4 separate regions of the Homo sapiens genome follow, and all the other regions are linked to region 1. The links are chromatin contacts, found by Hi-C or POLR2A ChIA-PET in ENCODE. All regions are on one chromosome and are shown on one strand. The core of a region is the stretch at or near the end of the contact, and the rest is flanking DNA. Distances in the headings are between cores, read along the strand shown. Region 1 holds the start of ANKRD37 (ankyrin repeat domain 37). Region 2 has its middle 19 kb from the start of MYL12BP2. Region 3 has its middle 13 kb from the start of ENPP6. Region 4 overlaps LOC105377582 (a long non-coding RNA gene).

Evidence for each region. Hi-C counts contacts between places; a loop is a spot of excess contacts on that map. ChIA-PET counts read pairs that join two places held with the same protein, here RNA polymerase II (POLR2A). Pooled maps may share reads with other maps.
Region 2: a loop to region 1 is called in a pooled map, with 4 times the contacts of the local background. The contact joins the enhancer-like site here to the promoter of ANKRD37 in region 1. A Hi-C loop is called at or near these places in 1 of 168 maps with a recorded cell type or tissue (gastrocnemius medialis), 1 of 37 single-sample maps with no recorded cell type and 2 of 50 pooled maps. POLR2A ChIA-PET finds 5 or more read pairs at or near these places in 1 of 52 experiments (PC-9).
Region 3: a pooled map shows a loop between it and region 1 (7-fold over the local background). The contact joins the enhancer-like site here to the promoter of ANKRD37 in region 1. A Hi-C loop is called at or near these places in 4 of 50 pooled maps.
Region 4: a loop to region 1 is called in a pooled map, with 5 times the contacts of the local background. The contact joins the enhancer-like site here to the promoter of ANKRD37 in region 1. A Hi-C loop is called at or near these places in 2 of 37 single-sample maps with no recorded cell type and 6 of 50 pooled maps.

What each region holds. Positions count from the first base shown.
Region 1 is chr4:185,395,537-185,402,019 of GRCh38, reverse strand. ANKRD37 (ankyrin repeat domain 37) reads right to left here and starts at 5,179. Exons shown (of 5, transcript NM_181726.4): 1 at 5,070-5,179; 2 at 4,718-4,870; 3 at 2,992-3,083; 4 at 2,247-2,450; 5 at 1,779-2,003. The coding sequence starts at 5,096. The coding sequence ends at 2,003. It overlaps LRP2BP (LRP2 binding protein), which reads left to right and starts at 6,096. Exons shown (of 9, transcript NM_001377440.1): 1 at 6,096-6,483. UFSP2 (UFM1 specific peptidase 2) reads left to right here. Exons shown (of 12, transcript NM_018359.5): 12 at 1,542-2,483. The coding sequence ends at 1,628. RefSeq lists silencers at 5,194-5,563, 5,784-5,973 and an enhancer at 5,594-5,663.
Region 2 is chr4:184,330,201-184,336,298 of GRCh38, reverse strand. No RefSeq gene overlaps it. Among named protein-coding and RNA genes, the nearest start is that of MYL12BP2, 19 kb to the right of the region's middle. Within about 2 kb of position 4,663, at least 20 of the 41 ENCODE cell types and tissues checked have a DNase peak (open chromatin) inside an H3K27ac peak, as active enhancers do; they include PC-9 and gastrocnemius medialis, where a contact is called at or near this core.
Region 3 is chr4:184,227,727-184,234,153 of GRCh38, reverse strand. No RefSeq gene overlaps it. Among named protein-coding and RNA genes, the nearest start is that of ENPP6, 13 kb to the right of the region's middle. Within about 2 kb of position 3,938, at least 3 of the 41 ENCODE cell types and tissues checked have a DNase peak (open chromatin) inside an H3K27ac peak, as active enhancers do.
Region 4 is chr4:184,280,205-184,286,594 of GRCh38, reverse strand. All of the region lies in intron 1 of LOC105377582 (a long non-coding RNA gene), which reads left to right. Among named protein-coding and RNA genes, the nearest start is that of MYL12BP2, 31 kb to the left of the region's middle. RefSeq lists enhancers at 2,800-2,919, 3,060-3,319, 3,720-3,769, 4,720-4,869, 4,890-4,959 and 3 more. Within about 2 kb of position 4,079, at least 15 of the 41 ENCODE cell types and tissues checked have a DNase peak (open chromatin) inside an H3K27ac peak, as active enhancers do.

The DNA of each region.
Region 1 (6,483 bases), core at 3,930-6,429:
GCGTCCAGAGCTAGGCGAAGAGGTGAGGCTGGAAGGACACACCAAGCTCAGTCAGAAAGGGTGGTCTTTGTGAACCAGGCATTTCGATTTTTTCTTAAAGGCAGGGAGAAGCCTTAATTATTTTCATCATCAAATTTCTCTTTTCTGGTTGACTCAAGGGGCTCTGCACTACATGGCATTATCTAGGTAAGGTTTCTGAACAATTAGAGTAAGGGATTGTCCCTGATTTCTTTCTCTGAGAATTGCAATCTCCATCTTTGCTAGTTCTATTTCTATAGAACTTTTCAACAGCAGAAACCTCCTTGCTCTATTTGTATACACAAGAAACTGTGCAGCCAAGGTCCTGCCATTAAAACTATTGATTCACTTGACTCCAGGAACCCAGGAGGCCAGAGGAGAGTTCCATCTCTGCCTGACCTCTTTGCCTTCTTGTGGTGCTTTCCTGTTTGAAGTTCCCATGCTGGTCATCTCACAGGAAAGAAGCATGTCCTATGCACTATGTCCCTATGCAATCCCATTCTGACACCCTCTCTACCAATTTCTCCTTTAAAAAATCTGGATCTGGTTACCTGGACAAGGCCTTCATGTGTAAAAGGATCAAAAAAAGGTTAAAACAGAATGAGCCTTTTTTCTCTGTCTGTTAAGAGAACAGATTTTAGGACATTAAATTAATAGAGAAAGTTTTGCTGAAAAAATGAGATGATTAATAGAATGCTGGTTACCTAGGGAGAGTGGGGGATTACCTAGGACTGGTAGAGGATTTTTTACTTTTATCTTGTTTTTTGACAACGTGTATCTTATTAGGAGGGAGTCAGACCGCTGCTTGTCACTCACTTCATGGTATTTTCAGAGTCTCAGCCTCCTTGCAAGGATTTCTCAAAGCATTTAAGAATCATATAATACAGACCAGTTATTGGCTTTTAAGTTTTCTTCTTTAATAAAATAACTCAGTGGCCCTAGGAGAAATCTGAGAAATTTTCATACTCTAAATGAGATTTTGCTTGAAAGTAATTTTCTCTGCTGGCAAAAAGGATTAATACTGACATGAAACATGGGAAGTAGAATTGAGTAACACCTGGAATTTGAAAATGAAAGGGCACAGAGTGCCAGGCAGGGGGCAAGCTGAGGTTTCTCACTACAGTACTTCAATCCTAAGATGCCACTGAATGGTCTCTTACAGTCCTTTATGGACTATTAAGAAAAACAGATTGCTAGTTCAATTGTCACATGCTATCAGTTGCAAGTGGTAAAACTATACATCTCAGAATCAGTAAAGTGTGGTATCTGGAATAACAGTTACAGGTAAATTTTTTTTAATGATTTTTATGATGAATTACATACATAGAATTAAAAGTTCAAAAACCTACCTTAAAGGGTAAGATACGTTACTTTTCTATGCTAGTAGGAATTCAAATCCTTGAATGATAAAGCCATTTAGAGTCTTATTCCAAGGTCCTGCTGACAGAGCCTGATGTCACGATTTCCATGACATAATCTTGTAACTTTGTAAAAGGCTTTCCTTTCCCGTCTTCTCTATCCAGGGCTGGTGCGGATGGAAGGGCCCAGATTTTTGGAACAAGGATGCATACTATAACTTATGTCTTCCTCAGCGACCAAATATGATTTAAAATATCTTGGAGTCAAAGACTGCAGTAGAGTGGTATTATAAATTTGTGAATAAAGAATCAGTTTAATTTTTCACATTAAATCCTGGTTCTAGTTTGACGATTTAAATTATGACCTTTTTCAAAGGTTGTAAATACTGCACGGAGAATGTATTTTTTAGACGTTCCTTTAATAACTTAAAAGACAAAGCATACACAACCAGCATATTATAGGCATGTAAATACATGTGTTCTTAAATGGATCTTCACTTGGAAGAAAGTTTTTCGTCCTTCTCAGAAGGAGATTAGACACAACATATGGTAAAGCCAAAAGCAGGAGCTTATAGATTTGCATGAAATGAAGGCGTTCTTCAGACTTCTTCATAACCCACGTGACATCTGTTTTTAAAAACACGTTAACATTAAAAACTTTTTTTTAAAAAGAGTTTTATCCCCAAACTTCCACCATGCAGTCCCATTTTTGGTCTCTAGACTCTGGTAAGTATAACCAGTACTAAAATGTTAATGAGAATGAAACAATACTACTAGAAATACGAGTGTCAGTATTAAATGGAATAATAAATGCTATGCAAACAAGAGATCACTGCGGGAGGAAAAAAGCAGCAGCTCTGAGTTACTTACCAGCACTTCCTTTTCCCACTGGTATTTTCTACACTTCCGAGACTCCGTTTCTGTCTGAGCACGGCAACACAATCATTCCTGTCAGGGTGTTCACTTGCTTTTATTGTCTGCATACATTTAATTGTTGTAAGAAACTTGGCACAGTCTGGAAATCCACATGACCAAGCGAGATCTTCAGCTGTTTGCCCGTTCTTATTACATAAACTGAAAACAGGATAAAAACGGAGTGAAATGAAACATTGAACTTAAGTCTTTTTTTTTATATCTTACAAGGGAATTTTGGGCTCATACAAATGTTGGTTGCAGAACAGAAGAGGTAAAGGATGCATAAGGAAATTGCATTTTTGGTCACTATTGTATCCTCAGCAACTAACAGAATCCAGCATAGAGCGGGCATTCCAGTTCTGAATGAATGTTAGAATTATCTGATGTTTAATACAGTGTATGAGTACCCAAAGGTAGTCAATGGGAACTATAGAATGGGTTTTCCTGAACCGAAACTGAAGTAGAATACAGTCATAATGAACAAAATTGCACCTCTGATTGCTCAGGATCTGACTTTTTACTTACTCGAACTGAGTATTATTCGATAGCACCAACAACCTAAGTTAACATTTAAATGATTAACACTAAATTATCAATTACGCAAGCATTATTTTTAAAAGCACATGTAACTAAGCTTCAGGAGTCTGATTAGTTTAATCCAAGAAAACATAAAATGTGAAGCCACTGTTTTCATACTCACTCAATTTGGGCATCACTGGCTACAAGCAGGCTTAGGCACTCCAGGCTTCCAACTTTTGCTGCCTTGTGTAGTGGAGCTTCTCCTAAAACATCCTTAAGGTAAGATGGTGCATTTTAGAGTCTCCCAAAAACACTTTTTGTGAAAGTTGATGAGTGACATTTAATATTAGCTATTTAAGGAAGCTAGTTAGAACTGCATTGTACTGGACAGGGAATTTTTTTTTTTTTTTTTTTTGGCAGAGAACACCAAAAACTTTTCGTGGGTTTATTTTGTTAATATTCATTCTCAGTTCCGGTTTTGGGTTTGTTTTCAGAAATAAGAAGTCTTAGTCACTTTTAAGACTAAGAAGTCATGTGTTTTTGATACATATAAACCTGCATCAACATCTCTTCTAATTAAAAACACTACTGATAATCGTTTGCAAGTGCAACACTTCAGAAATGCAGAATTAAGTAACTAGTGGACTATTATAACTTCAGCATTCTAGCATACGCTCTGAAATGATCATTCCTTTATTTAGATCTTCTAGATACTTTTAGTGATTACATTAGGGATAGCCAACTCCATGGGCTAATTTGAAACATAGAAATGTACTATGCTTGCATATTCATTTCAGTATGGAACCTTCTAAAAATCTCCTCCTTTGGACTGAATTTTTAAATTCAAGCTTTTTATTTTTGTTTTTTTCCTCGGTAAGCTGCAAAAGCTTTTTATTTTTGATTAGTTCTTTTAGTTTGCTTTTTCATACCGTTTTCATTAATAAAAATGTGTGGCTGGGCGCGGTGGCTCACGCCTGTAATCCCACCACTTTGGAAGGCTGAGGCAGGCGGATCACCTAAGGTCAGGAGTTCGAGACCAGCCTGGCCAACATGGTGAAACCCTGTCTCTACTAAAAATACACAAATTAGCCGGGCACGGTGGCGCGTGCCTGTAATCCCACCTACTAGGGAGGCTGAGGCAGGAGAATCTCTTGAACCCAAGAAGCAGAGGTTGCAGTGAGCCGAGATCGCGCCATTGCACTCCAGTCTGGGCGACAAAAGCAAAACTCCGTCTCAAATAAATAAAAACGTGTAGCCATATGCACATACATTAAAATGTAAGCAAATAAAAAGAGTTCTTCCAGAAAAGTTTACAATTTAAAATTCACCATGCTTTAATATTCAGTGGAAGATGCAAACTACAGTAAGAAAACTCTTTAGGAAATTAGAATGCTTGTGGACATAGCTCCTAAGTATTTCAATTGCTGCAGGGAGACTTTTGGTAATGTAGCAATTACTTCTTTTGAAATAAACTAGATCTGTGCTGTTCAATATGATAGTCAACAGCCACTTAAGGCTAGAGTATTTGAAATGTGGCTAGTCTGATTTGAGATACGCTGTCACACCAGATTGTGAAGACAGAATAAAAGAAAGTGTAAAATATCTAATCAGCAATTGCTTTGATTACATATTGAACTGATAACATTTTGGACAAATTGGGTCAAATACTAAAATTTCATGTTTCGTTTATTAATGTGGCTACTTAAAAACTTCAAATTTCTCATGTCCTCACATCAAGACTGGAAAAAAACTCTTAAATTACATCTGTGTCTTGCATTATATTTCTGTTGGACATCGCTGCTATAGACATGTTTTTAACAGCTGAAACAACTCTTGGCGTCTGAGAAATGTTTGTGTGTGTCTGGGTTGGAGGGGACGGCTGTACACAGCAACAGTTACCTAGTTACCTGCTGGTTGAGGTCAGCGCCCGTTTGCAGCTGCCAGAGAAGAAAGCAAGCAAGGCCGCTTCCTGCGGCTAAGTGGACAGGCGACTGCTTGCAGGGATCCGGGGGTGCGTTGACCGAGGCCCCTGTCTCCAGCAAATGCTTCAGACCATCCACCTGCAGGAAGAGAACAGATCCAGCACCCTTCCCACCTTTGTCCAGTCCCGCGCCCCTCCGGGCTGGAAACCTCCCCGCCCTTCACAACCAGCTCTGACCAGGCAGCGCCCAGTGGTCCGTCCCCGCATTAACGAGAAGACGAATCTAGAAGCTTGAGCCTGCAGGACAAAAGCTCGGGCTCTGTGAGCCCGAATCTCACCTCGGGGTTGCAATCCAGCAACAGCATTTCCCGCCTAAGGCAGATGACAAGAGTCCTTGGAAGTGCAGAGAGGTGAGACACTCGCCGCACCCCGACAGGTAAGAATGCGCAGGCTGGCCCTAGCACGGGAGAATTTAAAGACCGCTGGGACTTCCGGGCCGGCCCTTGGCAGCCGCGCCCCAGCTCCGGTTACGCCCGAGCAGCCTAATCCTCAACGACCCGGACCCTGTCCAGCCCCGCCACGGCCGCACGTACACAAACACTGGCACGTGGAGCCCGGCGCCGGGGGCAGGGGGAGGGGGCGGGCGCGCGAGGCCATCCGCCGATTGGCCAGCTGTGGATGCGTCAGGCCCTCCCACCTCGGGGCGGGGCCCGCGGCGGCCCCACGGAGCCTCAGCGCGCGTGCGCAGGGTAAGTCAGTGGGCGTGAGAGGACTGGAGTAGGAGCGGGTGGGGCTCCGCGGCCGCCATGAGGCGCGCTGAGTTTGACACGTCTCCCGGTAGTGCGCCCGCCCTTTAATCCTTACGGAGAAGCGGGAGTTTCGGCTGCAGGTTTTGGCTCTGCCGGCGCGCACGTAACCAGGAAACTGGGAGCCACGCGCAGCTCCCCGTCGACGCCGCCTTCAGAAGCCGCTGTGCACTGCGCTGCTGCCGCCTCGGCGCCGGGGAACGCAAGTTCCTTTACCTCGCGCGCAGTCGCCCGCCTCCCAACCCGGGAGGTGAAGGCGGGGACGGCGAGCGCGAACTCGAGGGGATGGCTGTCCCGAGTGGCAACGGCCGAGCCCGGCCCGCGCAGGGACCCTTGTGGAGGGGCCCTCGGGGAGAGGCCGCAGCACGCTGGGGTCGTCACGCTGGTCCACGCCGGGCTCTCCTCCCGGGAGAGCGGACCCGGCCGCGTGCGATTCGGACCCGCGGGGCTGGTGAAGCCGCTGTCCGGCCCCGCGGGTGCTGTCGGGCGTGCGTCACTGCTTTTTGTAGAACATGACCTGACTTCCGATGGCAGCTACTGACGTCAGAGCTGCTCCCTAGACTCTCCCTAAGCGTCTTTCCAGAAGGATCTGCTTAGAAACCAAAGCTCCAGCCGAGTGTTTCTTTTCCCCTACATTTTTAGTGATTCCCTTCTGTTGATGCCTTTGAAAGCTCGGAGAAATAAATACGTTTATTGTTATGCTGTTAGAAAACAAGTTCATGCTTGTCCTCTAAAGATAAGTGGTCTTTTCATTCTACTTTTTGTTTTGTAGTAAGAGCCATAAAATTTGCAATCGCAAGTTTATGTTGTTATACTTAGTTACCCAAGGGGTAGTTTTAAGCATTTTTATTCATATGAATATTTGAATATAAATGTGTGTTCAAATATATAGAATCGTTCTTATATTCCACATTTTTAATATTTAAACTATTCACAATATCTTTTA
Region 2 (6,098 bases), core at 3,414-5,913, 1.1 Mb after region 1:
TGCTATTTAATATATTTTGCTTTTTTTTTTTTTTCAGGGAGGAGGGTAAATCCAATCCATCTTGAATGAGCATATGTATTAGTTTTTATGCTCCTGATAAAGACATAGCTGAGGCTGAGCAATTTACAAAAGAAAGAGGTTTAATAGACTTATAGTTCCTTATGGCTGGGGAGGCCTCACAATCATGGCGGAAGGCAAGAAGGAGCAGGTCACATCTTACGTGGATGGCAGTAGGCAAAGAGTTTGTGCAGAGAAACTCACATTTTAAAACCATCAGATCTCCTGAGACCCACGAGAACAGCACAAGAAACAGCACGGGAAAGACGTGCCCCCATGATTCAACCATCTCCCACTGGGTCCCTCCAACAACATGTGGGAATTATGGGAGCTACAAGATGAGATTTCGGTGGGGACACAGAGCCAAACCATATCAGGGTAGAATGGTATTAAAGAAAAAGATTTTCTTACACTTATTAAGGCAGTAAGAAAGATTTATTCAAGATTATTGCAATAGGTATCAAGACTGTGCAATAGGAGACAGGAAATGGTTGAGCTCAACTCTGAATACAGCAAAAACCACTGGAGGTTTTTAGCCAGTGAGCAGAATGGGAGGAGAAGAGTCAGTGGATGGAAAATTACTAAGAGGAGAAATCAAAGGTGGGAGGATTTTCCCTAAACTGACTTAGCAGGACTCTTGTTACAATTGGACTAGGCAGGCTGAAGACAGGATGCAAGGACAAAGCTTGTTGAAAAGAGGCCTCAGAGGAGCTCATCTAAAATTTGGTCAAGGGGAGGGTCTTTCTTGGTCCCTCCTCTTGTTCAAGGGAAAAAGAGACATTCTTCTTTCCTTTGAACAATATAAGTCAATTTCTCATTTGGTGGCCTTTTTTTCATTAAGGACAAGCTGAGCCCCCTGCTGAAACTTGGTAGCAGGGCAGCCAGTTGAGAAGATTTCTAGATGTCAAGGCATCTTTAGATGATGGGGTGAGGACTGCAGTGGCCATCCCAGATCATGGATTTTCTGGTTTGCAGTTTGAATGTCCTTGGTGATGGCATAGACATCAGTGTCACAGTCATGGTTATTTTTCCGAGCAGAGTGTAGAAGTGTCCAACTTCATCTTGAAGGGCTTCTTTAGACAGTCACAATAAAGATCTGGGAAGTTAGGTTTTAGTTCTCAGTGATGCCAAATCAGGACAGTGGGAGAAAAATTAAAAACCTCAGTTTGGAGAGTGGTAGCCAGATAGTAAAGGGAACTAGAAGAACTGAGAATTTGGTAAGGACTGACAAGCTGTGCATGATGACAGGATCCCGTTCAATTTACAAGTAGATAACAAAACCTGAAAGACAAGTACAGGACCAGAATAATAACCCATAAGAAGGTGCTATAGTTTTTATAAAATATCTTTCTACAGTCATCCCCCTTTTTTGATCCAAATTAACCAAAGTAAGATTATTCTTGTTTACAAAATAAGTCTTGTCTCATTATATTTGACTTACTTATTTGCATAATTGCAGCAAGAATGGCAACTGACCAGGTAGGCTTATTTAAGTTTGCATTGCTGGAACTTTTTACAAGTAATCTCAGATTATGCTTTCAAGAGTTCTTGAAGCTATAAAGCCAAGTCAAGCACCACCAGGCCTTATCTGCAATGCCTAGAGATTCAGATGGGTTCTTCTCTTCTTGAGGTCCTAAAAACATCCTGAGTTTCTTTGGCCTGCCAGAAAGTCACCTTCCTGACTCACCTGTAAGGCTGGGAACTCCATAATCCAGGTACCAGGCAGACTTTCCGGGAGGGCTTCATATGCATTGGCTCCATAAAGTTAACCTTAGTTCCTCAAAACTGTCTGTTCATATGTGATTTTATGTCTTATTCTCAGTTGGAAATGCAGAAATCACCTGTCTTCTGCGTCGATCAGGCTGGGAGCTGCAGACCGGAGCTGTTCCTATTCGGCCATCTTGGAATGGACCCCCATGTCTTATTCTCAAATAAAACATTTTGGTCAAAGCCTTGATTATCTAATCAATTTTTAAAATTATGTTCTGTTACAAAAAGGACAGATTCTTATCGAACCCATATAAAATAGTATATCACCATTGATACGGTTTGGATCTGTGTCCCCACTCAAATCTGATGTTCAATTGTAATCTCCCAGTGTTAGAGGTGAGGCCTAGGGGGAGGTGATTGGATCATGGGGACATTTTCTCATGAATGTTTTAGCACTGTCCCCTTGGTGCTGCTCTTGTGCTGGTCAGTGAGTTATCGTGAGATATGGTTGTTTAAAAGTGTGTAGCAGCTGGACATGGTGGCTCACACCTGTAATCCCAGCATTTTGGGAGGCCAAGGTGGGCAGATCACCTGAGGTCGGGAGTTCGAGACTAGCCTGACCAACATGGAGAAACCCCATCTCCACTAAAAATACAAAGTTAGCTGGGTGTGGTGGCGGGCGCCTGTAGTCCCAGTTACTCGGGAGGCTGAGGCCGGAGAATCGCTTGAACCCGGGAGGCCGAGGTTGCCGTGAGCCGAGATCGTGCCACTGCATTCCAGCCTGGGTAACAAGAGTGAAACTCCGTCTCAAAAAAAAAAAAAGAAAGTGTGTAGCACCTTCCCACTCTCTCTTTCTTCCTTCTGCTCTGAGTATGTGATGCGCCTCACTCTCCTTTTGCCTTCCACATGACCGGAAGTTTCCTGAGGTCTCCGGAGAAGCAGAAGCTGCCACGCTTCCTGTGCAGCCTGCAGAGCCGTGAGCCAATTAAACCTCTTTTCTTTATAAATTACCCAGTCTCAGGTATTTCTTTATGGCAAAGTGTGAACAGACTAATACAACCATGAACATAAAAATACTCAGTAATAGTTTCTGAATTATGGAAGGATTAGGAAAAAAGATAAATGTTCCATTTTTGTTATAGAAATGTATCTACTAAATTGTTACATATTATAGCTAACTTAAGAGAAAAAGAAAAGGGGTTCCTTATGTCCAGAAAATAGAACATTAAGAACAAGCAATGTTCCAAACAAAAAGCCATAAAAATTATACTCCTTCTTTAGTTGATTCAGTCCTATGTAATTAATTCTTGTTTTGCTTGATCATGGGTTAGCAGTTTCATGAACTCAACTAGAGTTTCGAAAACCCTCACTCAGTCCAGCAGTATGATATTCAAGTTTTTTAGGCCATGTCAGTATCAGATGGGGGCTGGGGAGGTTGATGGGTAGAAAATTATTAAGAGAAGTAATTACCAAGAAAAATATCAAGGGGAGGGGAATTCTTGCTAAACTGACTTTAACAGGATTCTTGCTGAAGGCAGACCAGTGTGGTCAGAGGTCAAGGTTGAGGGACTCTCACTAAATTGGCTTAGCAGGATCCCTGCTAAAACTGGACTAGGCAGGCTGAAGCCTGGGTCCAGGGATGAGTCCTGTTAAAAAGAGGGCTGAGAGGGGCCTTCTAAAGTTTGGTCACTGAGACTGTCTTTGTCAAGGGCCCTTCCTATGTAGTATTTATGACGGTATTTTGTCTGGCATTAATAGAGTTAATATTGTGTGCCTTTCACAGCAAATCAAAAAATATCAGAGCATTTAAGAGTATCAAGATATCATGTTGACCTTGGAACTGATAGCTTGAAGCAAAAAAATAAAAAAATTGCTGCTTAATTCCTCTGATAAGCTCTTGAAATAACTGAACTCTAACCCTGGTAACCGTCACCTACTTCACAAGGTTGATGGAAGGCACAGGTAAGAAGAGAAAGCCATAACTGTTTGAAGATGGGCAGATTCTGACCAAGACTCCAGACTGTAAGGCCAGGAAAGAGAGAGGGCTTTCCTAAGTCTTGAGCCCAGGTGTATGCCTGGATCCCCAGTCTGGGCTCTGGCAAGAGACAATCAAAGATCCCAGCAAAAATATTACACTGTTCCAATTCATGGTTAAAAATGTTGGCATAGGTAGTGGTATTTATCTCTGGGTTTTTAATTGACAACCAGGAGCAGCGAGTTAATATTGAAGAGCCCTATTCAGGAATGAATATACACACTCCAGGGGTGGTCTGTTGGAATTTGAAAGACTATTAAGAGGCTCCTCCTTTGGGAGGCCGAGGCAGGCAGATCAGGAGGTCAGGAGATCGAGACCATCCTGGCTAACATGGTGAAAACCCATCTCTACTAAAAATACAAAGAATTAGCTTGGTGTGGTGGCACACGCCTGTATTCCCAGCTACTCGGGAGACTGAGGCAGGAGAATCGCTTGAACCTGGGAGGTGGAGGTTGCAGTGAGCCGAGATCATATCACTGCACTCCAGCCTGGGCGACAGAGCTGGACTCGGTCTCAAAAAAAAAAAAAAAAAAAGAAGAAGCAGCTCCTGCTCTAGAGAGTCAGCTATAAGAACTTCCTCTATCCTCAATGAACACCAACAGCTTTGCTATCTGGCATAATGGATTTTAGGAGTCATTTTCATTGGTGAAGTAAGAGTTGTTCAAAATATTATGGGCTGACTGGAAGCACTGTATCAGATTGCATCTCCTTGCATAAACAGGGTATTATGACCTAGAAAGCCTAGTGGATAATGTATGCCCTTCCAAATGCTGTCTCTGGTTTGGGATTTGAATCAGGACTTGTATCCACAGCTCATAGAAAGGTTCCTGCACCTGACCCTGACTAGACATGAAGCTAAATCATGCTGTTCGAGTACTGTCACATCTGCCTTAAGTGAATCTGTTATGTAAGGCACCTGTCAGTGTGCCAGCAGAACAAAGCACCAGTACTTGGTTGAGTTTACAGAACTGGTTGTACCACGTTTTTGAGCCTGCTGGCTTCTAAATGTTTATTTTATGGCCGAATTCCGTCTGAGACTTGCTTTCATTGTAACATACCACCTGGTATGAAGCTGAGGAGACCTATAGCCCTCACCTACATCTATTATGGGCCCACATACATGTGTTTGTGTTTCTTAGCTTAGGGAGGTTTCAGAAGCCCCGAGGCTGGAGTAAAGCATGGTTACGGACTCTTGTTGTAGCAGAAATGTTGCTTACTGTCTTTCTATGACCCTTTGTATTTCTGTGTATTGGTTCTTCACCACTAATAATAAACCGCCTCAGTTCTTTTCTTAGAAGGACGTTGAACACTAACTATACGGCATTGAGCTAGGGATGAATTAAAGGGGAGCTCCCTGGAACTCCAGGAACTGTTTTCAAAATGTGCCTGTTTGTGTTTATATGGTAACGTTTGGCTGAATCCATTTCACCTTCTGAGTAACACTTAAGGCAAAGCTGAAATTCTTGCTGTCAACAAAACCCCCAAGACTACAATTTCTACCCAGCCTCTTTCAAAAAGCATGGAAAACCTCCTCCATTCCAGCTTATTTTTGCATTGAGGCTGGTATTTCATTTGTTTGTTCTTTCGCTTTCTTTAAGCACCACTGCCCAGCAGTGTGGCGTGAGTACTGCTTGCTTTCTGCTCCCAGTCTCACTTTTTTTTTTTTTTTTTTTTGAGACAGAGTTTTGCTTTGTCACCCAGGCTAGAGTGCAGTGGTGTGATCTTGGCTCACTGCAGCCTCCACCTCCTGGGTTCAAGTGATTCTCCTGCCTCAGCCTCCTGAGTAGCAGGGATTACAGGTGTGCACCACCACACCCAGCTAATTTTTGCATTTTTTGTAGAGATGAGGTTTCACCATGTTGGTCAAGCTGGCCTCAAACTCCTGACTTCAGGTGATCTGCCTGCCTCAGCCTCCCAAAGTGTTGGGATTATGGGCGTGAGCCACCTCGCCTGGCCCCAGTCTCTCATCTTTGTACCACACATATAACTTTGGTTTTGTAAGTAAGAAAATGCTTACTCCTTGCTGTTGACTACACTGTGAGATTCCTTTTGAGAACCCCACAAATAAAGTCAATACAACCATCAGGAATCCTTAGACTCATTAAAATTCCAGACCCTGTAAAAACAATATTTCCTGTTGAATCTCAACATGAACAAAGAGTGATCAACTGAGAGTCAAACGTGACTGTGGGATGAGTGAGTTTGGACATTAACCACATGATGTGTAGAGGAGGCACATCTCTTGTTGACACTCGCTTGTCCATGTGACACTTCTGCTTTCCTGACACGCACTCAT
Region 3 (6,427 bases), core at 2,689-5,188, 1.2 Mb after region 1:
AATGAGGCAGCTTTAGGCTAAACCTGATTTAACACTTCTCTTGTGCCAATCACTGAATTTTGGCCAAAAGGGATCAACTGTTCAAAACGGGTTCAAGTAAATCAAAAGCTGATCTGTAACCAATTTGGCTGTTTGTGTACCTCACTTCTGTTTTCTGTACATCACTTTTCTTTTTCTGCCCATAAGTCTTCTTCCACCACCTAGATGCACTGGAGTATCTCGAGCCTACTCTGGCTCAGGAGGCTGCCCAACTGGCAAATCATTCTCTGTTCAATTAAACACTATTAAACTTAATTTGGCTAGGGTTTTTCTTTTAACACTAGAATGACTGTTGTGAACACTTTCTTTACTACTTCGTTTCACCTTGAACTCTGATACTTTGCAGAATGCTGTCCTCTTAATTAACAGTCTGGGACAACATGGTACTTATGTATGCCCATCTTCTTAGCACTTTAACACACAGAATTTCTATTTCAAAGTTGATTTTCCGAGTACACTTTCTTTTCAGCAGGAGCATGAGCCCCACCAATAAACACACAGATGGCATTATTAATATAAAAAGAATTTTAAATTATAATGTCACAGTGTATTAAAATATTAGTACAAAAGTGTTCCATTGTCTATGAGGTAAACTACTTAAACTACTTCAGAATAGAAAGTGTAACTTATGTTATATTAGTCAGGGTTCTCTTGCGGGACAGAACTAATAGGATAAATGTATATATAAAGGGGATTTTATTAAGGAGTACTGACTCACACGATCACAAGGTGAAGACCCACAATAGTCCATCTGCAAGATGAGGAACAAGGAAGCCAGTCCAAGTCCCAAAACCTCAAAAGTAGGAAAGCCGACAGTTCTGTCTTCAGCCTGTGGCCGAAGGCCCAAGAGCCCCTGGCAAACCACTGAGTCCAAAAGTCCAAGAGTCCAAAAGCTGAAGAACTTGGACTCTGATGTTCTAGGGCAGGAAGCATCCAGCACAGGAGAATGATGAAGGCTGGAAGACTCAGCAAGTCAAGTCCTTCTATGTTCTTCTGCCTGCTTTATTCTAGCCATGCTGGCAGCCGATTAGATGGTGCTCACCCAGACTGAGAGTGAGTTTGCCTCTCCCAGTCCACTGACATAAACGTTAATCTCCTTTGGCAACACCCTCACAGACACACCCAGGAACAATACTTTGCATCCTTCAGTCCAATCAAGCCGACACTCAGTATGAACCATCACATATGGGTACATGAATTACCTTTCATCTATACTCCAGGGGTAATTACTCAGCATTTGAACAGAAATTTATAATCAGAGGTGGTTAAAGAAAATGTTTTCTATTTTATTATTATAGATACTAAGTCTTCATTAGCTAGCATAAGGCATTTTAGAAATAATTTTCCACAGATAAAATAAGTGGTGTTCAAAAAATACAGTCACCTGAAAAGACTGAATGGATCCCAGCACCTTGCTTGGTTGAAGTATCAGAATCAGGCCAGATTCTGTGGGGGTGGGGCCCACATCCAAAACTCATGCCCTCTGGGCACCCCATGTTGCAGAGGACTCTGTCATAAGTTCTATCTCAAGGTTGGCTGATCTCAGAGTTCATGCAGGGAACTTGATTGTGGCCTGAAGACAGAAAGAGGAGATCTCACCAAGCTAAGGAGAACAGGTATGCAACTGTTTGTGTAATAAAGCACTGGACTGGCCTTTGTCCCTAGTTCCTGGGAGAGAGACTCTGAGTACTCGGAATTTCCTGAATAATAGGGGCATCTTTGGTCACCAGAAAGACCAACCATGTGATCTCAGGAGGTTAGGACTTTGAGCCAGTCTGATCTCCAGGGAGGGGAAAGGGGCTGGTGACTGAGTTTAATCCTTGGTCAATGGTCTGACTAATCATGCCTATGTCAGGAAACTATAATACAACTCTGGACACAAGCTCAGAGGAACTTTCTGTTTGATAAACACATTGATGTGTCAGGAGGGTGATGCGCTCTGATTTCATGGAAAGAGAGCGTGGGATCTCTGCGTTTGGGACCCTCTCAGATCTTGTCCTATGTATCTCTTCATTATGCTGGTCCTGATTTGCAGCCTTTATAATAAAACTGTAATTATAAGTCTAGCACCTTCCTGAGTTCCAGGAATTGTTATGGAGAATTGTCAAGCCTGAGAGTGGTTGTAGGATTTGTAGCTAGTTAGTTGGTCAGGCACAGGTGGTCTGGAGACCTGGAATTACAGCTGGCATCTGAAATGGGGACAGTCTTGCTGGGGACAGTGCTCCTAACATGAGGAATCTGACATTAACTCCAGATGGTTATTGTCAGAATTGTACTGCAGGACACCCAAACTATCTTTAGCCTGCTTACTAATAAATAGTTGTCCGCTTGGCAGAATATAGCCTTAACTTCATTTTGACAGACCAACTAGTAGTCTGAGGCTGGGCTTGTATAGGCCATACCTAGCTCTAACCTGGTAGGCTACCGGTGTCCACCACAACAACCTGACAGTTGGTAAAGGGACAAATTTGCTTAGACCAGCCTCACAACCACACACAGAAATCCCTCCTGGAAGTTCCAACACCTGAAATAGCAGCATGATTTCTAGGACACTGAAAGCGGGGGCTGGTATTTCTGTTTTCCTGTTCATATGGTGGTAGCTTGTGGCAACAGTATAAAAACATTTTACAATTCACTGGCTTTCAGCTTTGGAATTATGTAGTGTTTTATTTTTTCTGGGGTATTTGAATTCAAAATTTGCTTATACAGTGATTTTATTATAATTTTTGTGACACTATTTTAAGGAAATAACAGTGCATAAATGCAAGCACATTTAATTCTAGATATCAATGTTTTCATCTATAAACAGAGAAAAGTGAGAATGGCCCTACCTATTTGTATTGAGGTTCAAAAAAAATGAAAGAGCTTTGAAAACTATATACATGATTTCTCTAATGGAAAGATTTCCCTAATGGAAAGATTTCCTTATTTTTGCATATTGGAAACAATGCTTAGAATAAAAAAGACTTCCTTTTTTTTTTTTTCTTAAGATGGAGTCTTGCTCTGTCACCCAGGCTGGAATGCAGTGGCATGATCTCGGCTCACTGCAACCTCTGCCTCCTGGGTTCAAGCGGTTCTCCAGCCTCAGCCTCCCCAGTAGCTGGGACTACAGGTGCGTGCCACCACATCCAGCTAATTTTTTTCTTTTTAGTAGAAACCAGGTTTCACCATCTTGACCAGGCTGGTCTCAAACTCCTGACCTCAGGTGATCCACCCGCCTTGGCCTCCCAAAGTGCTGGGATTACAGGCATGAGCCACCATGCCCAGCTGGGACTTTTGTTTTTTAAAAGCAATTTATACTCGGAGGTGGAATTATTTTCTCTCACAAATGCCCAGGTTTGGGACCCACAGGATGGAAGGCAGGAGGGCTGAGCATTTGTGTATCTGGAAACCTCACCTCCTCCTGGGGGCTAAGGGCAGGGTTTAGTGATTTGCTGTGCCGAGCAGTGCGGTCTGTCTCCTCATCCAGGAGCTGCAGTGAAATGGCCCCACATTGCCCTCTCTGAGAAGGACTAGGGGACATTCTTTGCAATGAATGGGCCTATGTAGTCCCTCCAGTATCTGGGCGGGTAGAGTCCAGGGAGAGAAGGTGGAAGCTGACAACGGGCCCACATCTCTCAGATCCAGTGCTGCTTTCTGGGCTTTCTGGCTGGCCGGGGGCTGGCAGGGAGAGAGGGGCTCTGCGGTTTCGTGCCCAAACCCAGCATCTTCTGGGGACCTCACCCGTTCCTTCCCCGAATTGTGCTCCAGGTCTTAGTTACAGGAAGAAGCATTCAGCAGTCTGAGACTCTCTAAGTTCCTGCCCCCAGGAAACAGTGGTTACGGAAGCGGAGTTATTGCGTAGCTCCCTGGTCCTAGCCACGGTGCTGGAGGCTTGGCTTCCAGCCAAGCAAGAGTCCCACAGGGTTGAAGCCACCACAGAGAGGCTGCCCCGTGCGATCCAGAGATCATAGACTGGGTTGTTAGGGACTCTCTTTTCCTCCTTTCTTCCTTTGATCATACGTACTTGAAGCAACTCGTGAATTTGTTTCCCTTCTGAAGAATACATCTTCCAAGAGAATGTTCATTGTGTGTGTGTGTATGTGTGTGTGTGTGTGTGTGTGTGTGAGAGAGAGAGAGAGAGAGAGAGACAAAGAGAGTAAAGGGGTCTTGAAGGCTTGAGAACATTTTCATCAGACCCCTCAAATTTTCATGACAGTTTTAAGGCTAGCTTAATTCTTGTTCTTGTGTATACTATCTGCTTTTTATCTCTGGAAGCTTTTAAAATGTTCTTTGTGGCTTGCTGTCTTCAGTACTGAGGGGAGGGTTTCACTAGTCCTCCACTGGTTCTCCATCTATCATGCAATTCACAGAACAATTGATAGAACAAGCAGACTGCCCTTACAATCACCCCACTTCCCCCCAAATTCTAGGTGATCCCCCATCCCAGTGTGCCCGGGAGTGATGGCTTTCCTGGGACATGGGACTTTCAGTGCTATTACCAGGAAACTCTTAGGCAGATCAGAACAAGTTGGTCACCCCACCATACTACTTTTCTCCACTGGGCACCAGAGACCCTGATCCACTTAACAGATTCATTTATTCAACAAGTGCTTAGGGAGCCTTATTTTGTTCCAGGCTCTTGGAATACACAGTGAATAAAACAAAGATCTTTGCCCTCACTGAGCTAACATTAGAGCCAGAGGTAAGTGGACACAGACCATAAACAATAACCATAATAAAGAAGTCATCTATATAGTGTATTAAAAGGTGATAAACCTATTAAATATTACAAACCATAAAAAGCATTATAAGCTTTTCAGGATGTGCGGTTGCAACTTTAGATGGGATTAGACCTCATTGAGAAGATGACATGTAAACAAGGACTTGAAGAAAGTGAGGGAGCTATGTGGATGCGGGGGGAAGAGCATTCCCAGGTAGAGGAAATAGCCAGTGCAAAGGCCCAGAGGCAGAGAATATCTGGCTTGAGCTACTGTCAACAAGGAGGTTATTGCAAGTGGGACACACGCATGATTGAGATTAGTAGGAAAGGAGGTCAGTGTAATGGGAGGCAAGGTAGTATAGGGCTGGTTGACCACAATGAACACTCGGTTTTTTTTCTTTTCTTTTTTTTTTTAGACGGAGTCTCGCTCTGTCGCCCAGGCTGGAGTGCAGTGGCGCAATCTTGGCTCACTGCAACCTCTGACTCCTTGGTTCAAGCGATTCTCCTGCCTCAGCCTCCCGAGTAGCTGGGATTACAGGCATGCGCCACCAAGCCCAGCTGAAACACCCTGGTTTCCACCCTGAGTAGAATGTGAAGTTATTGGAAGGCTTCGAGCAGGGGAGTGACATGCATTGAGTTGAATGGTGTTTCCTGCCCCACCTCCAAAAAGATATATCCACACCCTAATTCCTGGAACCTGTAAATGTTACCTTCTTTGAGAAAAGGGTCTTTGCAGATGGAATGAACTTAAAGATCTTGAGATAAAGACATCATCTTAGATCATCTGGCAGGCAAAGTCCAGTGACAAGTGTCCTTATAAGAAGAGAAGGGCAGAGGGAGATTTGAGACAGACAGAGAGGAAACACGACACACAGAGGAGAAGGCACGGCAAAGATGGAGGCAGAGACTGGAGCAATGGGGCCACGAGCCAAGGAGTGCCAAGGATTGCTGGAAGTCACCACGAGATAGGAGAGAGGCATGGAAGGGATTCACCTTTAGAGCCTCCAGAAGTAATCAACCCTGCCAGCACTTTGATTTTGGACTTCTAGCCTCCAGAACTCTGAGAGAATAACTTTCTATTGTTTTAAGACACTCTATTTGTGGTAATTTGTTACGGAAACCACAGGAAACAAATCTAGGAAGCCAGATAGCAAGGGGCCCAATACACCAAACTGAGGAGACTTAAGGGTTCCACTCTGAGGGGAACTGGGAGCTACTGGAAGGTTTTGATCAGAGTAGCGACATGAACCTGATTCTTGTTTTAAATAGTCAGTTAACTTATCCAGCATATAACCCTCCTCCCTCACACATTTTTCTGCCGGGTGATTGGATACATAATTGGCTAGACATGGCCAGAGGCCGTCTCAACTTTCAGTTCAATTTCATTCCTTCAAGGAAGCACTCCTTTGGATATTAAGCCTCTAAACTGGCTGTGTCCATTAGAACTGGATTTGGATGCATTTAAGAGAAAACCTGGCCAGGACCCGTGGCTCCCACCTGTAATCCAAGCACTGTGGGAGGCCAAGGAGGGCGGATCATCTGAGGTCAGGAGTTCAAGATCAGCCTGGCCAACATGGTAAAATTATGTCTCTACTAAAACTACAAAAAATTAGCCGGGCATGATGGCGGGCGCCTGTAGTCCCAGTTACTCAGGAGGCTGATGCAAGAGAATTGCTTGAACCCAGG
Region 4 (6,390 bases), core at 2,830-5,329, 1.1 Mb after region 1:
AATCAGCCAACTTTTGTCTCCCCCTTCAGAAATGTTGCTGAGCACATCTGGTTCATCCTTTCCCTGGCCTCCTCCTCACAGCCGTTTGGTTCCTACGGCCTAAAAGTGTGTTGTGTAATTACTGCTAGGACTTTCTATCTAGTCACCGTAAGTTTTGCTGCTGGCACTTTTACTTGGATTTTTAATTTGGATTTGCATTTCTTTTACTTGCTTGTGTACCAGTGCCAATTAAATTATAATACAATGGTTTCTTATTACTTAGAATTTTTATTTTAACTTTGCTTAAAGTCTCTTTTGGACTTAATTAGATTCTTAATTATATAATCATTTTTATAATCATGTTAGCATTTCTGGGCAGTCAAGCTGTTTCATGACAGTTAGTTGACAAATATTGATTGTAGGGGGCTGCTGATTTTAAGATGTCCTCAATTTCATAGACGGCAAATTGTGGGTTGGTGGGGAACATGTCTCAGATTTGATGAAACATGGGACATCACAGAATATCTGAAAGACTAAATTGAGAGTCTAGCATACAGAACACTCATAGCGTCTATTTTTTGGTTCTTCATAAATGTTAATTCCCCTTTCCTTCTCCCAATACTCAACTTTAGGTGACTTGACTAACGTACATCTTCCTCCTGCAAAAAGCAATGCAGAGTATTGGGGAATAGTCAACAATTGTAAAGGTTCCCCAACTGCCAGTTTCTACAGACCCTGGTTCTTCCCTTATTCTTACCTGTGTGGGTGTCTATCTGACACGGCTGGAGGAGGGTCTGAGGTCTACCTGCTGCCATGAAGTCATGAACATGTGAATCAGAATGCTATTAGGTTTAGGTATAATATTGCTTCTACTGACGCCCTAACCTACAGAGTAACGCTTGACACAATCTCATTTTTTGGGGGATGTATTTCTTTTTAAAGAAATGTGTATAAATGTATGGTGTACAAGTGCCATTTTGTTACATGCATAGATTGCCTAGTGGCCAAGACAGGGCTTTAGGGTACCCATCACCCAAATAATGTACATTGCATCCATTAGGCAATTTCTTGTTATCTACCCTTCTCATGCCCCCTCACACTTCTGAGGACCTATTGCCTATCATTCCACTCTCTACATACATGTGGACACAATTTTTAGCACCCACTTATGAATGAAAACATGAGTTGTTTGACTTTCTGTCTGGCTTGCTTCACTTAAGATAATGACCACCAGTTTCACCCATGTTGCTGCAAAAGACATGAAGTCATTCTTTTGATGGCCAGATAGTATTCTATTGTGTAAATAACACATTTTCTTTATCCAGGGGATTTTCTTCTTCCATTGATGGACATTTAGGTTGGTTCTATAGCTTTACTATTGTGACTAGTGCTACAATAAATGTATGAGTGAAGGTATCTTTTTGATAAATTGATTGTTTTCCTTTTGCATAGATACCCAATAGTGGAGTTGCTGGGTCAAATGGTAGCTCTATTTTTAGTCTGAAAAATCTCCATACTGTTTTCCATGGAGGTTGCACTAATTTATATTCCCACCAACAGCGAATGAGTTCTTTTTTCTCTATATCCTTGCCAACATCTGTGATTTTCTGTCTTTTTAATAATAGCCATTCTGGCAGGGTAAGATGCTATCTCATTGTGGTTTGGATTTGCATTTCTCTGATGATTAGCAATGTTGAGCATCTTTTCATATACCTGTAGGACATCTGTATGCCTTCTTTTGAAAAAGGTCTATTCCTTTTTTTTTCTTTTTTGCATACTTTTAAAAGTACATTAAGAGGGGATTATTTGTCTTTGTTGTTGTGTTTGAGCTCCTTGTATCGTCTGGATAGTAGTTCCCTGTTGGATGAATAGTTTGCAAATATTATCTCCCATTCTGTTGGTTGTCTGCTCACTCTGTTGATTATTTCTTTTGCTGTGCAGAAGCTCTTTAGTTTAACAAGTCCCATTTGTCTGTTTTCGGTTTTGTTGCCTGTGCTTTTGAGCTTGCAGTCCACAATGTCATTTCATGTGAAATAGTACCGGGGAGAGCTTTCCAACCTTCTCCATGTCAAGGCACATACAAGAAATGACACATTAGTCCAGCCACAGGGGTCAGCGTGGAGGCTCCTGGAGACCCATCCTCCTACCTAGGCCGCAGGAGGACGCCTCTCACACTGCAATCCCCCTGCTCCTGCTTAGGGCAGAGAAGAAACTCGCGGTGTTTTTTATTGGAAGCACCGGAATTACTGGACTTAGGATGTCTGTCCCAAGAAGGGGAGGAGCAGGGGCGGGGACATCCCTGGCAAGGGTGACGTTTGAGGAAAAACGGCAGGCTGATCTGGCCAAGCTGCTGGGCACCCCTGGTCTACCCGGCCCGGGAAGCATCAGGAGCCTGTCAGAGGGGACCTGGTGGCGGGCACCTGGATGGCAGAGGGAGGCGGACAACAGTTCCGGGACAGCGCGCTCCCATCTCCTGCTGTTTTGAGAGCCTCTTCCCCTGCTTCCTGCCCCAGAAAGCCCCATGCCTTCCTCGGGAAGGTCACTCACGGGTAAGCTCAGCATGGCTGTGACGGGTCTGGGTCCGGTGATGCTCAGCTTGGGAGACTCCAGAGAACCCGCACGTGGGGCCTAGTGCCCGCAGACACCCGTGGGGTCGGGGGTACTGTTTGCTCTCCAAGCCACCAGCCAGGTTGTGCACAACGCCAGGACAACTCTTCAGGGCTGAGACACGTGGCTTCCCTGGGCCCAGCACCTGGGCAGCACGTTCCGTGTGTATGCCCTGAAATCACACCAACGCATGCAGCCAACCCCGAGACTCAACCCCAAGGCCAGGACACGGGGCCAGTCCTGGAGCAGCACAACGGGGTGCCCAGCTGTGACCCTGCCTACCCGGAACCCTGAGTCTGGTGGCACTGGAGGCTCAGCATCACAATGATCCTTTCTTGTGTTACCAAAAAAAAAAAAAAAAAAAGTTTAACAAATACAGGCCATTGTTCTTACTTTTTAAAAAAAGGACTGACTGCTTAGGGGACTGCAGCCATTTAGCCCTGCCTGACCTCCAAGAGTGAAGGGGCAGAGTCCCCACCTGTCACCATCTGCAGGACAGCCATGCGCCGCTGCACTCTCTTTGGCTGAGAACCTCCAGCATTGGTTATAGGCCCCACTGTGGACCCAAAGTGAAACTCTGAAAATAGAAATAAAGCAGCTCATGCTCCAGCAAACAAATACTATGATTTCTGTCTACTGAAAGAAATGAGTAATCAACCTCTCAAAAGTCAGAATTCAACTACAGCATGTTCACAAAACCACTCACACTGCCCCCAGATGGGCACAGATGTTGACTCTGCATCTGTTCTAATTTTCCTCATGAACCTGTGCCCACTGGGGTAACAGGAAAAACAAACTGAACTGTGTTTAGCATGAGCTGGTAAACTTAGTCTGTTTGCAATGATAGAAACTACTCCAGCTTAAAACAAACACTCAGCCCCTTAGCAGAGACGTGCAGATGTTCGGATTTGATTGCCCTCTCCGGCTCCATGGCAAGGTGAGGCCTGTGCTCTGGATAGAGTGACCATCACAAATCATCTTCCAAGACGGGCACTTTTTTTTCATTTTTAGAAACAAGTGCCTGGTTTAGAATGCAATGCGTGTAAAAATAATGCAGTGCTGTCCGTGTCCCCAAACCATCCTCAGGTAACCGTGGTTAGCAGTGTCCTTCCAAATATGCTCCCTGCATAGAGGAACCTTGCACACATAGGTGAGCTTTTTCTCATTATTACTTGGAATTACAGCATGCATCTTATTCTATAATATTTATTTTTTAACCACTCAGGTCAGATCAATCCGAGATGTGTTTGAGAGAGAAAGAGGGCACTATTAATAATTATGCCAGTAGAGCAGGTGATGTTTGTTCACCCTAGTTAGAGAGGAGAGGTGTGGCTTAGGAAAACTCATGGCAGAGCAGACAGTGAGGCCCAGTTTGTATCCTGTATTGACATGCCAGTCTGTGCAACAAAGCGGCTGGGTTGGGCCGCTTCCTGCACTGTTGCCCTCTGAGGTGTGACTGGCCTCCTCTGGCCTTTTGGGGTGATGCACTGCAGACCACGGTGGAGTCTGAGGACCCGGAAAGTGTTTTCTGGTTTTGATGACTGATTCACACTAAGGCTTGTTTGAAGCCGTCTGAGATCTCTGTGTGCCAAGGCATCTCAGTATGGCTGTGTGCCCTTCATGTGGCTCGGGGAAACTGTCAGGACTCCAGGGTGCGACATGCAGGCCCCTGCACCCTACAGCCCCGCCTTGGGTTTAACTGTCATCCACTTGCACTGTTTTGGGTGTGGTGCTGAGCTGGAATTCTCTGGGACCAGAAACTTCCCCTTCCTCTGCCCAGAAAAGTGGACAATCAAGGTTCCCAGGCTCACTGATCTGGGTATTTCTAAAGCCTCTCTCTTCCTGCTTGAGAGCTGTTTCTGTCCTCAGAGAAGGGATAAACTGAAATCCCAGATTTTGTCATCCTTGATCTCCCTCTCTTTCCCTTCCTCCTGCAACCTCTCAGTTCCAGAAAATGCAGGCTGTCCATTTCCTCCAAGTCAGAACCTCCTGCTAAGGATGCCACTGAAGGACTGGAGGGATTTTTCTAAACTGATCCGGGCCTATGATGTGGGTCATCTAATTTGGTTTTTGACCTACTAAGAAAACCAGAAAACCCTCTCAATAGCAATCTGCTTTCCAGCTGATTATCTTACTACAGACATAAACAGAAATTCAACGTGATGGTCAGCGTTGAGCAGAGATGCCACGGTGTTGGTGGGTACTGCTTTTCCCCTGAAGCGCTCCACTCCAGTCTGTCAAAGGGCAGCAAGCCTCCAGTAGTTACAGAAATGGTAACATTGCCAAGATCTGCTTCATCCTTTGGCTGTTGAACGGGTGGCTTATGGCCCCTGAGCTCACGACAAGGAAAGAGAGAAAGAAAAGTGAAAAAGAGGGCCCCCACCACCTACCTACCTGCTGCTGTTCCAGCTCATCAAAAACAAAAGTCTAAAACAGTGGCTGGAAAGTACCTTGCATGATCCCTTCACAGAAACAATAGAGAGGAGCAGCTGCACAGGGACCACGGGACACCAGGCAGACATTCTCCCATTGCTTCTCCTGCCTTTAGCATCCTTTTATCTTGCTTCTCCCATAATCCAAGCATCAGATCCCATTTCCCTCTGAATTCTCCTACTTCTCCCAGCACTTTATAAAACCGAGTCCTGTCCCCAGAGCCCCAGGTCAGTGCTCCCGGCACACCCAGCAGGAAACAGCAGGGTGGGGGCCAGGCAGTGGGTGGAAGGGGCACAGGAGTGGGAGAAGGCAGGCCTGGGGCTGAATCTCGGTGCAAATGCGTGAACTGCAACAATTTATTTATTCCGAGTCTCAGTTTCCTTATTTGTAAAATAAGAATATTATCATCTACTTAATGGGCTGTGGGAGTTAAATATGCTCAGGAGTGTGTAACTGATTCTCTGTGAAGAAACCTGTCCTTGTGTGAAGAAGCCAACCATGCTTTTGTGAACAAATGTGCACCTGAAAGAGCCAATCCTTCAAGATAGATCCTGAGCTGCTAACTGGGCCTACGTTTATAACAGAGCCAAGCGGCCCTTTGCTGGCTAGAGGTCACAGATGTACTCTGAGTTCTGGGGAAACCTACACCTATGTTTAACTGTGGACTTTCAGAGCTTGCCTGAACCAACCAATCAGAGCTCCCCCACCTTGGCCAATCAGGGCCTAGCTGTGTCAACCAATCAAAACTCAGCTGCATTGATCAATCAGAACTAAGCAAGTTTGAATCATTTATTTGCATAAACAGACCTGATTTAGAACCTACAAAAGCCAAACCCTCTCTTTGTTCTCTGAAATGCACACCTTCCTTATACAGGAAGACAGTGTCTCCCCAGTTTGCAAACTGTTCACTGTAAGAAAGTGTCTTTCCTCCAAATTCCTTTTCAGAAAACTTTTGTTCAAACTTCAAACTATGTAGCTGCCCACAAGTGCCACAGCTGAGCTCTGGGGACATAGCTATGGCCTTTATTGCTGATTTTTTTTTTCCAGGGCACTGCCCGCACAATTTCAAAAACAGAATTTAATCCATGGGAACAGTTTTTATATCTAATTAAATGTGTTAGAGTTAATTGATGCGAGAAACAACAAATATGTTCAACTGCAAAGAGCTCGGAACCACGAGTTCAAAAGCCAGCTAAAAGCCCTACCCAATCTTATGACCTTGAGCAAGTCATCCAACTTCCTGAATGTTAGTTTCTTTATCTGCAAACACAGGGTCAGAACCAGAGAGTCTCTGAGCACCCCTCAGCTATACATGCCTTGATTTCTAATAACATCTAAGAATGCAGCTGGCTGTTTTTCCTTTTCTAATAT